2 separate regions of the Homo sapiens genome follow, and region 2 is linked to region 1. A link is a contact called in ENCODE Hi-C or POLR2A ChIA-PET data. All regions are on one chromosome and are shown on one strand. Each heading gives the region's core, a stretch centred on a gene start or an enhancer-like site at or near the end of the contact. The rest is flanking DNA. Distances are from core to core; before and after follow the strand shown.

Region 1 (6,031 bases), core at 835-3,334:
AAACGGGTGAAAGTGGGATGAGGAGGAGTGAAAGAGACACGTGGAAGCAGAACGGGGAGAAATGGAGAGAGCTGTGTGAGCCCATATGCCCGGTGGTATTTCTGGCCTCTCAGCCACCCCCCTTCCACACCCAAGGCCTCCCCTGGTAGGGTCCCCAGGCTGGGGCCTGGGCGAGTAAAGCATGCCCCTCCTACTACCCAGGCTAGCTTACTGCACGAACTGGGAGTTTCCACCAAGGAGAAAGAGTGTTGGCCCGAGGTAGGACTCCTGCCTCTGTGGGAAAGCCAAGATCTTGTCTAGGTGCTGGGTCAGGGCATCCAAGTTCACCCTCCACACGAAGCGCCCGTCTACCTCTACCAGGTTAGTGAGCAGGTGCTGCCGCACGGCCATGTCCTGTGGGGGTGCAGCAGTTGGGGGAGGTTCCTTGTGCGGTCTGGGGGTGCCACTCTTCCCTTGACAGGTCCTGGTCTACAATACCATCCGGGGCACCTTGGGTGTATCACCTGGATGACAGAACTGAGCTGTTCATCCGCCAGTTTTCGGGCACGGGAGCGGGGCAGCTCATCTGCGATGTTGATGGCCCTCATGGCTGCCACATAGGTTGCAAAGTGGGAGACACCTGTGCTTTCCACTGGGCTGATATCTACAGCAATGAGACGTTCCACCAGCTCTGGCTGTGGGAGAGAACCGAACTGGGACCAGTCTTAGGCAGACATAGGGAGTCTCAGGCATGGCTCCTGGAGCCTGAACTTGGTCATCCAACGATCATGTGAGTCCCAGGTTGCCTGCAGGGCCCTCAGGGTATATACTGAATGGGAGGAGGCCCCAGACATGGGCGGCTCACCCTCTGTAGTGCCAGCAGCATGGCTGTCTTTCCTCCCATGCTGTGGCCAACGACGACGCAGGGCACCAGGCCCAGCTGGGGCAGAAGGTCCTGCAGGTCCTGGCTCATGATCTCGTAGCTCATGTCTGGGCTGTGGGGGCTGTCACCGTGGTTACGAGCATCCACCGTCAGCACCTGGGGAGTGGGGTGAGACGGGGCTGCGTTGATATCCCCATTCTGGGGGTAGACAGCCAAAGGCTTGTAGGGACAGCAGGTCAAAGGTGTGGAGAGCCTGGGGATACACCCTGTGGAGGGGAAGGGCCCAGTTTCCAGACCTAGGAGGCCCAGATGAAGAACCTGGGGCCACTCTGCCAGAGAAGAGCAGGCCCCAGGGTTGTGACCACGTCTCTGAAGGGCTGGCCTGGCTGGGTGGCAATCTCGGAGAATGCCAGGAAGGAGACTCCAGGAATTTCCAACAGTAGGAGCACAGAAGAATGGGCTGCCATAAGAGGTGGTGAGCTCCCGGTCATCCCTAGTGAACAAGCAGGCCCCTTCATGGAAAGGGTGCAGGCGCCTAGGCATGGGCCAGCCCCGATGGAGATCTACAACATGAATTAATGAAGATGGCAACGTGAGGGAATAAATGGGGTTGCCGTTCAGGGTCCATACTCAGAGTGAGGGATCTGGAAGTGAGCGTGAGAAGCGGGACCCCCCCTGCCCCGCCTCCTCTCAGGCCCCGCCCACTCCCGCCCAGCCCCAAAGGAGCCCCGCCCACTCGAAAGCTCACCCTACGGCCTGTCTGCTGGGCCAAGATCTTGGCGATGGAGTTGAAGTTAGTTTTGCTGCCGAAGAGCCCGTGCAAAAAGACGACGGCCGGGAGGGCTGCCTCCCCGTCCAGAAGCCTGTAGGAAAGCGGAAGCGGCCTGGCAGGGGAAGGATCGAGGTCAGAGTCTGAGCCGGCGGAGACGGGGAAAGGGGTAGGGGGAAAGAGCTTTGGGGGAGAGGCCTGGGAGGTGACAGGCCCAAAGGGAGGAGATGGGGCCGTCGGGGCCCGGCAGGAAAAGGAGGACAGAGGATGGCCTCCCGCCCGGTGCCCTTGACTGACCTCGGCTCGGCGCCCCCTCGGCCGCCGCTGCTGCTGCTGGGTGCGACAGGCACCCTCGCGAAGCTAGGGCCGTGGGGGCCGAGTCCCTCACGCGGGAGCCTCCAGGCTCGGGTCCAGCGGAGCATGCTTGCAAGCTGTTGGCCGGCTCGCATCTCACAAGGTACGTCCTCCCCGCGCTCCTTCTCCCGCCCTAGCTCGCAGCCCCGCCCATTTCCGTCTTCAGCCGCCCCGCCCAGTTCCGACTTGAGCCCCGCCCTCTCCCCGCCCCCATCGCGGGATTCTCCGCCCTTGGTCCCGTTTCCTTACGTATCCCCGAGAACAGTCCGGCCCCGCCTCCATCCCCGCCCCTTACGCCATTACGTAATCCCCGCAGGCTTTGCGCGGGTCGCCCTGAGCGCCGCACCTGGCCTCGCCCTAGGCTGGGCAACCCGCGGTGCTTGCCCCTCCCCTCGCGAAGCGCCGCGGTGCGTAGAATCTGGGAATTCGGTCTGCGCCGCTCTGTGCGTGCTCGGTTCTGGTTGCAGCTTAGGGCTCGGTTCCCGCCCCGCACCTGCCATCGCTCACTGACCTGGGTGGCTGCCATCGTTTCTGTGCCGCCGGCGGGGGCGAGCGGCGCCAGGGTGGCTCTGGGCGGCGGAGTGCCAGTGTGGTGGCGCCGTGCTCCACTGCCGGGGGCCCGGGCAGGTTGGGCGGAGCACGGACACCCACCCATCCTGGAGTCGTCGATCTAGAAGGAGCTCGGGGGCACTCTAGAGCTCTTCCCCAAGCCCCTTCGTCCCTTTTACGTTTGGGGAAGGCTCCCCCAGTCTGATCCCACCTGCTTTTCTGCCCATACTCCCCATTCTCATACTCCCCTATCAGGCACCCTGCCTTTCAAGGTCTTCTCCACACCCCACCTCCTGCTGGGGTGCTGTCTGTCTTCCAGATAGCCAGTTGCCCGAGTCCTATACTTTTTTTTGGTGGGGGTCTTACCCTCGCCCAGGCCGGAGTGCAGTGACGCGACCGTAGCTCACTGCAGCCTCGACCTCCTGGGCTCAAGCGATCCTCCCGCCTTTGCCTCCCGAGAATCTGGGACTACAGGCGCAGACTAATTTTAACATTTTTTTTTTTTTTTTTTTTTTTACTGAATCATGGTTACAATTTTTTTTTTTAGGCCGGGTGCGGTGGCTCACGCCTGTAATCCCGGCACTTTGGGAGGCTGAGGTGGGCAGATCACCTGAGGCCAGGAGTTGGAGACCACCCTGGCCAATATGGTGGAACCCCGTCTTTACTAAAAATACAAAAATTAGCTGGGCGTGGTGGCGGGTGCCTGTAATCCCAGCTACTCGGGAGGCTAAGGCAGGAGAGTCGCTTGAACTCAGGAGGCGGAGGTTGCAATGGGCGGAAATCATGCCACTGCACACCAGCCTACCGGACGGAGACAGACTCCGTTTAAAAAAAAAAAAAATTGCCGTGGGTGGTGGCACGGCCCTGTAATCCCAGCTACTGGGGAGGCTGAGGCAGGAGAATCGTGTGAACTTGGGAGATGGAGGTTGCAGTGAGCCGAGATCTTGCCACTGCATTCCAGCCTCAGTGACAGAGCGAGACTCCATCTCAAAAAAAAAATTTTTTTTTTAAAAAATAGAAGCGGGGGCTTGCTATGTTGCCCAGGCTGGTCTCGAACTCCTGGGCTCAAAGTGCTGAGATTACAGGCATGAGCCACCACACCTGGCCCAACAAAATTTTTTTTAGAGAAGGGGTCTTGCTACCTTGCCCAAGCTGGTCTCCAGCTCCTGGCCTCAAGCGACCTTCCTGTCTCAGGTATATGGCTTTTATTTTATTTTTTCTGAGACAGGGTTTCACTGCGTCACCCAGGCTGGACTGCAGTGGCACAATCACGGCTCACTGCAACCTCTTCCCCCTGGGCCCAGGCAATCTTCCTGCCTCACCCTCCCGAGTAGCTGGGACCACAGATGTGCACCACCATGTCTGGCTAATTTTTTTCTGTTTTGTAGAGATAGAGTCTTACTATGTTCTAGGCATAGCAAGGGGACAGTTTCAGGCTGGTCTGGAACTCCCAGACTCAACTGATCCTCCTGCCTCAGCCCCCTGAGTAGCTGGAATTACAGGTGTGCTCCACCATGCCTGGCCTCAGCTATAGGCCTTTTAAGGCATTGTATAACTGCTGCCTCCTCCTCAAGCCTTCGCAGACTTTCTGAGTTAAAACTAATCTCTTTCATGGAATGTTCTGGAAGCATTTCTCAGAGGCTACTGTGTAGTATTATAGAGGCAGCCCTCCCTGTGTGTCCACAGCGGGAGCTATGTCTTGTTCATCTGGTGCAAAGTGGTAATAGTCATCAAGAGCTTCAGGGCACTGGTAAATGCTTATGTGGAAGTCCTGCGGGTGGCTGGGTTAGTGGCCCTCCCGGATATGACACCTGGGCCAGCTAGTCTTACACTGACCCCTCCCCCACCTCCTTAGGGCGGTCCAGGACCTACAGGATGAGTCCTAACTTTTTTTTTAAAAAAATAATTAATTAATTAATTATTACTATTATATTTTGAGACGGAGTTTTGCTCTTGTTGCCCAGGCTGGAGTGCAATGGTGCGATCTTGGCTCACCGCAACCTCTACCTACTGGGTTCAAGCGACTCTCCTGCCTCAGCCTCCCGAGTAGCTGGGATTACAGGCATGCGCCACTACGCCGGCTAATTTTGTATTTTTAGTAGAGACGGGGTTTCTCCACGTTGGTCAGGCTGGTTCAAACTCCCGACCTCAGGTGATCTGCCCGCCTCGGCCTCCCAAAATGCTGGGATTACAGGTGTGAGCCACTGCGCCTGGCCATTAATTTTTTTTTTTTTTTGAGACAGGGTCTGGCTCTGTCATGGAGGCTGGAACCTGGCTCACTGCAACCTCTGCCTCCCGGGTTCAAGCAGTTCTCATGCCTCAGTCTCCCGAGTAGCTGGGACTACAGGCGCGCATCACCACACCTGGCTGATTTTTTTCTGTTTTTGGCAGAGACAGGATTTCACCATGCTGGCCAAGCTGAGGATGTGTCCTAACTCTGTAAAGCTCCATCTCCTGCTTAATGGGACCCTGAGGTGTTTGGTTCCAATCTGAGGAGGGCTGAGGTCACCGAGGACTCTAAGCACACCAGGTGGTGTGATCATGTTTCCCGCATAGTAATTAGGGGAGTGATGAGGACATCTGAGCCCTGTATGGGGGCTGGTCCCAGGCCTGGGAGGGGTCCTTGGAGAGTGTTTTTCTAGAGTTGGTGGGTGTTTTTCTAGAGTTGGTGGGTGTTTTTCTAGAGTTGGTGGGTGAAGGGCGTGGGGGTTGAAGATTCAGAACAATAGTATTTCAAAGGTGCTTTTTTTTGTTTGTTTGTTTTGAGAGAGTCTCTCTGTTGCCTATGCTGGAGTATAGTGGGACAATCTCAGCTCACTGCAACCTCTACCTCCCGGGTTCAAGCGATTCTCTTTTGCAGACTCCCAAGTAGCTGGGATTACATGTATGCGCCACCATGCCCGGCTAATTTTTGTATTTTTAGTAGAGACTGAGTTTCACCGTGTTGGGCAGGCTGATCTCAAACTCCTGACCTCAGGTGATCCTCCTGCCTCGACCTCCCAAAGTGCTGGGATTACAGGCATGAGCCACTGTGCCTGGCCTCAAAGGTGCTTTCAAATTGATCCCTGCCATACACCCCACCCTCCACCAGGTAATCTCAGCCTGGCCCAAGATCCCCACATCTAGGGGCAGAAGCAGCCTTGAGATATTTACTCAGAGTCCTGGGCCCCAGCCCTGATCAGGTGGCTGATGAAGGCAAGCAGAAAAACCAGTTGGTTTGATGTTTCCACTTGAACATTCCAGAGAAAGTGGTGGGGGCAGGGGAGGGGTCGTTGCTACCTGGGAATGGATCTGGGGGTGGTGTCATCCTGGGGGCTGCCCAGCCCTCTCAGCTTGTTAGGAACAGGCCAGGAAGCGTGCTGTTGGTTGGCGAAGGCCTCCTTCTAGGGGAGGCCAGAGGGGAGGACTTCCGGAGCCCCTGACATGTGGAGGTGAAGGTGGGAGGTGAAATGGACTATCGCTCTTTGGAGGTCGAGTGTACACTGCCCCATCCGTGT
Region 2 (5,918 bases), core at 2,250-4,749, 120 kb after region 1:
CTACACCCAGCTAATTTTTATATTTTTGGTAGAGACCAGGTTTCATCATGCTGCCCAGGCTGGTCTTGAACTCCTGGCCTCAAGTGATCCACCTGCTTTGGCCTCTGAAAGTGCTAGGATTACAGGAGTGAGCCACTGCACCCGGCTCAGCCACCACCTTCTGACCCCCAGCAATCCCTTTGCCTCTCTCCCCAAACCTACTCCTTCTCTTCCCCGCCCCCACTTGGTGGGCAGCGCTACTTTCTGCCTTTCACTCAAGTCTTCTGGGTTGGGGGTATCCCTGACCCCTGTCTCGCTTTACTTCTTTTCCTGTTCATTCCTCTGTTGGGATGCCTCTGTCTATGTGTCTTTCACATTTCTGTATGTCTTGTGAGTGAGGCACTAATGGATTGCCTTTTGCCCTGGACTTTCTTTTCTAGGATATCTGTATATCAGACAACCTTGGAAGACATAATGTCTCCTTCTGGGGCAAAAGGCAGCCCTGCTTACTGCACATTAGAAAAGATTTGGGTTTCCTGGCCAGGCGCGGTGACTCATGCCTGTAATCCCAGCACTTTGGGAGGCGCTGGCAGGCGGATCACCTGAGGTCAGGAGTTCGAGACCAGCCTGGCCAATATGGTGAAACCCCATCCCTACTAAAAATACAAAAATTAGCTGGGCTTGGTGGTGCGAGCCTGTAATCCCAGCTACTCGGGAGGCTGAGGCAGGAGAATTGCTTGAACCTGGGAGGCGGAAGTTGCGGCGAGTGGAGATGGTGCCACTGCACTCCAGCCTGGGCGACAGAGTGAGACTCCATCTCAAAAAAAGAAAAAAAGAAGGCTGGGCGAGGTGGCTCCCACCTGTAATCCCAGCACTTTGGGAGGCGCTGGCGGGTGCATCACCTGAGGTTAGGAGTCTGAGACCAGCCTGGCCAAGCTGGAGAAACCCTGTCTCTACTAAAAATACAAAAAAGTAGCCGGGTATGGTGGTAGGCGCCTATAATCCCAGCTACTTGGGAGGCTGAGGCAGGAGAATTGCTTGAACCCGGGAAGTGGAGGTTGCAGTGAGCCGAGATTGTACCACTGCACTGGGTGACAGAGCAAGACTCCATCTCAAAAAAAAAAAAAAAAAAAAAAAAAGAAAAGAAAAGATTTGGGTTCCCTAAACTCAAGCCACCTCTCCTGTAACACACCCACCTCAGATACTGCCAGGCATCATCTGGCCCTTGTCATATCACCCTGTGGGATTTGGAGCTCAAGGAATGAATGGAAAATGCTTATAACCTAGTTCACTGCTATTGCCATGAGTAACATTGTCTTTGATCTCTGACCTGGGAGTCTCATGTCTTCCTGTGGCAGCTGTGGAGCTCTGGTTGGCTAACTTGTTAGCATGAAATTGGGCAACGTCTCAGATCATCGTGGGTCTTGACATCCTCCAATTCTATCTGTTGTACCTGCTACAGATTTCTGGCATCTGTTGTCTCCATTTCCAGGGCCTCAGCCCTGGTCAAGGCTCCCATCATCACATGTCTAGGGGTTTATTTGTTCTGGATTCCTTTTTGCTGTCCCTACCCCAGAGTCCTCTGCCTTAGTTTCCATGCACACTGCTTGAGCCGCCTGCTGCAAGACCCCCACCCGACCATCTGCTGGAGGGCTTTCTCTGGTGTTTGTGCTGGTAAGATTGGAGGTTCAGCGGGAGTTAATGTCCAACAGGAAGCAGACAGGTCATGGAAGATAAATACCCCAGTATTCATGCTCCTTGGGTGGGGTGACTCTGAGGTGCGTTCTGCACCATTTTCCAGGGGATTTTGGGGATCAGCCCCGGTTGTCTGAACTCAAACCCTGCTCATGAACTCATCTGTCCTTGCCTCTCTTTCTTTTCTTTCTCTTTCTTTTCTTTCCTTCCTTCCTTTTTCTTTCTTTCTTTCTTTTTCTTTCTCTCTTTTTCTTTCTTTTCTTTCTCTTTCTTTCTTTCCTTCTTTTTCTTTCTCTTTCTTTCTTTTTCTTTCTTTCTTCTTTCTTTCTTTCTCTCTCTCTCTCTCTCCCCCTCCCCTCCCCTCCCCTCCCCTTCCCTCTTTTTATCACAGAGTCTCACTCTCTTGCCCAGGCTGGAGTACAGTGGCATGATCTCAGCTCACTGCAACCTCTGCCTTCTGGGTTCAAGCAATTCTCCTGCCTCAGCCTCCTGAGCAGCTGAGATTATAGGTGCACGCCACCATGCCAGGCCAATTTTTTTTTTTTTTTGTATTTTTAGTAGAGACGGGGTTTCACCATGTTGGTCAGGCTGGTCTCTGCTGAGACCAGCTTGGCTGGGGAGACCCTAACCCAGCAGCACTAGAGGAATTAAACACACACACACACACACACACACACACACACACACACAGAGAAATAAAGAGGTGTGAAGTGGGAAATCAGGGGGTCTCACAGCCTTCAGAGCTGAGAGCCTCAAACGGAGATTTACCCACGTATTTATTAACAGCAAGCCAGTCATTAGCATTGTTTCTATAGATATTAGATTAACTATAGATTAGATTAGATTCCCATAGAAGTATCCCTTATGGGAAACAAAGGGATTGGGCCCAAATAAAGGGATGTGTTTGGCTAGTTATCTGCAGCAGGAGCATGTCCTTAAGGCACAGATCACTCATGCTCTTGTTTGTGGTTTAAGAACGCCTTTAAGCAGTTTTCCGCCCTGGGTGGGCCAGGTGTTCCTTGCCCTCATTCCGGTAAACCCACAACCTTCCACCGTGGGTGTCATGGCCATCACGAACATGTCACAGTGCTGCAGAGATTTTGTTTATGGCCAGTTTTGGGGCCAGTTTATGGCCAGATTTTGGGGGCCTGTTCCCAACAGGTCTCAAACTCCTGACCTCGTGATCTGCCTGCCTCGGCCTTCCAAAGTGCTGGGATTACAGGTGTGAGCCACTGTGCCTGGCCCCTTGCCTCACTTTCTGACTTCCTATGGATGCTTGCAGGGCCCACTCCCCAAATAAACTCATCACCCTTCAATTTTTTTTCTTTGTTTAGAGATAGGGTCTTGCTCTGTCACCCAGGCTTGAGTGATCCTGGCTCACTGCAACTTCTATCTCCTGGGCTCAAGCGATTCTCCCACTTTAGACTCCTGAGTAGTTGGGACTACAGGTGTGCATGACCAAGGCTGGTTAATTTTTTTCTTTTTTTGTTTTTTTGTAAGACAGGGTCTTGCTATGTTGCCCATGCTGGTCTCAAACTCCTGGCCTCAAGCGATCCTCCTACCTTGGCCTCCCAAAGCATTGGGAATCCAGGCATGAACCCCGTTCCTAGGCGGCACTTGATTCCTGTTCCAAGATCTGGGGAAATCCGACCCGAAGGAAGCTTTGCTCTAAGACCTCCTTGGCCGTGTTGGGCTCAGACGTGGACTGAGGTTTCAGAGGAAGCAGTGGAGCGGCAGGAGCCAGGTAAAGGCAGTGGGTCACTGGCGGCAACCGGGTCCCCATGGTAACTTGGTCCCCACCCTGTGGCATCTGTGAGGTCACCCTGCTTCTCCCAGCTGGAGTAGGTGGGGGAGGCCAGACATGGAGGCCCTTCCTCCAGTCAGATCCAGCCTTTTGGGGATCCTGTTGCAGGTTACGAGGCTCTCAGTGCTGGTGAGTGGGGGCTGGGGGTAAGTGGGGTGGGGACCACACACCAGGCCCTTCACAGAGCCACCTCAGAGCTGCCGGGCCCAAGCCCTGCCTGTCCCATCCAGTGGAACGAGGTGGCTGCCTGCCTTCCAGAATAATCTGACATCTCCCAGAAGCCCCACTCCAAACTACAGTGCTGACATTTTCTTTTCTTTTCTTTATTTAGAGACAGGGTCTCGCTCTGTCGCCCAGCCTGGAGCGCAGTGGTGCCGGCTCAGCTCGTTGCAGCCTCCAACTCCCGGTCTCAAGCAATCCTCCCCCCTCAGCCTCCAAGTAGCCGGGACTATAGGTGTGCACCACCACGCCTGACTAATTTTTGTATTTTGTAGAGATGGTGTCTCACTACGTTGCCCAGGCGGGTCTCCAACTCTTGGCCTCACATGATCCTCCTACCTCAGCTTCCTGAGGTGCTGGGATTATAGGTGTGAGCCACCGCACCTGGCAGCATTTTCTCTATTGAGGGTCACTCCTATGGGTGAATCATTGTTTTTCCCATTCATTTTTTCTTTTTTTTGAGACAGAGTCTCGCTCTGTTGCCCAGGCTGGAGTGCAGTGGTGCGATCTCGGCTCACTGCAACCTCTGCCTCCTGGGTTCAAGCAGTTCTTCTGCCTCAGCCTCCCAAGTAGCTGGGACTACAGGCACGTGCCATCATCCCTGGCTAATTTTTTTTTTTTTTTGTATTTTTAGTAGAGACCCTGTTAGCCAGGATGGTCTCGATCTCCTGACCTTGTGATCTGCCCGCCTCAGCTCCCCAAAGTGCTGGGATTACAGACATAAGCCACTGCGCCTGGCTCATTCATCTCTCTCTCTTTTTTTTTTTTTCAGATGCAGTCTTGCCCTGTCGCGCAGGCTGCAGTGTAATGGTGCGATCTCGGCTCACTGCAACTTCCACCTCCAGGTTCAAGCAATTCTCCTGCCTCAGCCTTCCAAGTAGCTGGGATTACAGGCGTGCGCCACCACGCCCAGCTAATTTTTTGTATCTTTAGTAGAGACAGGGTTTCACCGCATTGGCCAGGCTGGTCTCAAACTCCTGACCTCGTAATCCACCCACCTCGGCCTCCCAAAGTTCTGGGATTACAGGTGTGAGCCACCGCACCTGGCCCATTCATCTCTTTTAAACATACACATGCTTGTGGTCGGGGTCACAACTCAGTCACACTTAGGAGGCCGAGGTGGGAGTATAGATTGAGCCTGGGAGGCCAAGGCTGCAGTCAGCCAAGATCATATAACAGGGGGCAGTTGAGAAAGACAGACACCATTAGATTTGCATCTTGGGACCGGGAGCTGTGGCTCACACCTGTAATCCCAGCACTTTGGGAGGCCGAGGCGGGCAGATCACCTGAGGTCAGGAGTTCCAGACCAGCCTGACTAACATGAAGAAACCTTGTCTCTACTAAAAATACAAAATTAGCCACGCGTGGTGGTGCATGCCTGTAATCCCAGCTACTCAAGAGGCTGAGGCAGGAGAATCGCTTGAACCTGGGAGGCGGAGGTTGCGGTGAGCCGAGATCCCACCATTGCACTCCAGCCTGGGCAACCCTGGGCAACAAGAGCAAAACCCTGTCTCAGAAAAAAAAAAAAAAAAAAAAAAAAAAAGATTTGCATCTTGGCTGTTTTACCCTCTAGCTGTGTGAATTTGGGCAAATCACTTCACCACTCTGAGCCCGTTTCCTCTCCTATAGAAATGATCTTGTGGGATCATGTGGGATATCATAGGTTTCCCTCCTCCCTGGTCTCAGCACCATAACCTGGGAGGTCCTATTTCCTAGCTCTACCCTAATTCTTCTCCCTGCTGGACCCTTTGGTCTCAGCATAGCTCCACCCTCCACGTCCCAAGCTCTGCAAATCCAGCCCGTGAGTGGGGGGTCTTGCAGCCAATCTCAGATGGTGGGGCCTGTGGACACGGGGATGGGGGGTCCAGGTGGGTGGATTGGTGTCACTCAAGGGCTGGGGGCTTTCCAGCTCTGATGAAGGGTCTCCAGGACTCAAGAACAGCTTTCCCCCACCTCACCCCAGTCCTGCAGCTTCATCTCAGTGAATGGGAGACACCGTTGTCCAACTCACCACCCAGATCAGAAATCTGGAATTCTTTTTTTTTTTTTTTGAGATGGAGTCTCACTCTGTTACCCAGGCTGGAGTGCAGTGGCACGATCTGGGCAAACTGCAACCTCCGCCTCCTGGGTTCAAGCAATTCTCCTGCCTCAGCCTCCCGAGTAGCTGGGATTACAGGCATGCACCATCATGCCCAGCTAATTTTTGTATTTTTAGTAGAGA

Evidence for each region. Hi-C counts contacts between places; a loop is a spot of excess contacts on that map. ChIA-PET counts read pairs that join two places held with the same protein, here RNA polymerase II (POLR2A). Pooled maps may share reads with other maps.
Region 2: a map of mammary epithelial cell shows a loop between it and region 1 (5-fold over the local background). The contact joins the promoter of TMEM270 here to the promoter of ABHD11 in region 1. A Hi-C loop is called at or near these places in 59 of 168 maps with a recorded cell type or tissue (B cell, CD14-positive monocyte, CD4-positive, alpha-beta T cell and 40 more), 37 of 37 single-sample maps with no recorded cell type and 43 of 50 pooled maps. POLR2A ChIA-PET finds 5 or more read pairs at or near these places in 25 of 52 experiments (A549, AG04450, B cell and 20 more).

Annotation. Positions count from the first base shown.
Region 1 is chr7:73,736,718-73,742,748 of GRCh38, forward strand. It overlaps ABHD11 (abhydrolase domain containing 11), which reads right to left and starts at 2,085. Exons shown (of 6, transcript NM_148912.4): 1 at 1,929-2,085; 2 at 1,611-1,746; 3 at 845-1,018; 4 at 504-674; 5 at 212-393. The coding sequence starts at 2,053. RefSeq lists enhancers at 1,884-2,541, 2,542-3,198, 5,422-5,956, 5,801-6,031, 5,957-6,031 and a silencer at 2,106-2,205.
Region 2 is chr7:73,857,660-73,863,577 of GRCh38, forward strand. It overlaps TMEM270 (transmembrane protein 270), which reads left to right and starts at 3,500. Exons shown (of 3, transcript NM_182504.4): 1 at 3,500-3,607. The coding sequence starts at 3,536.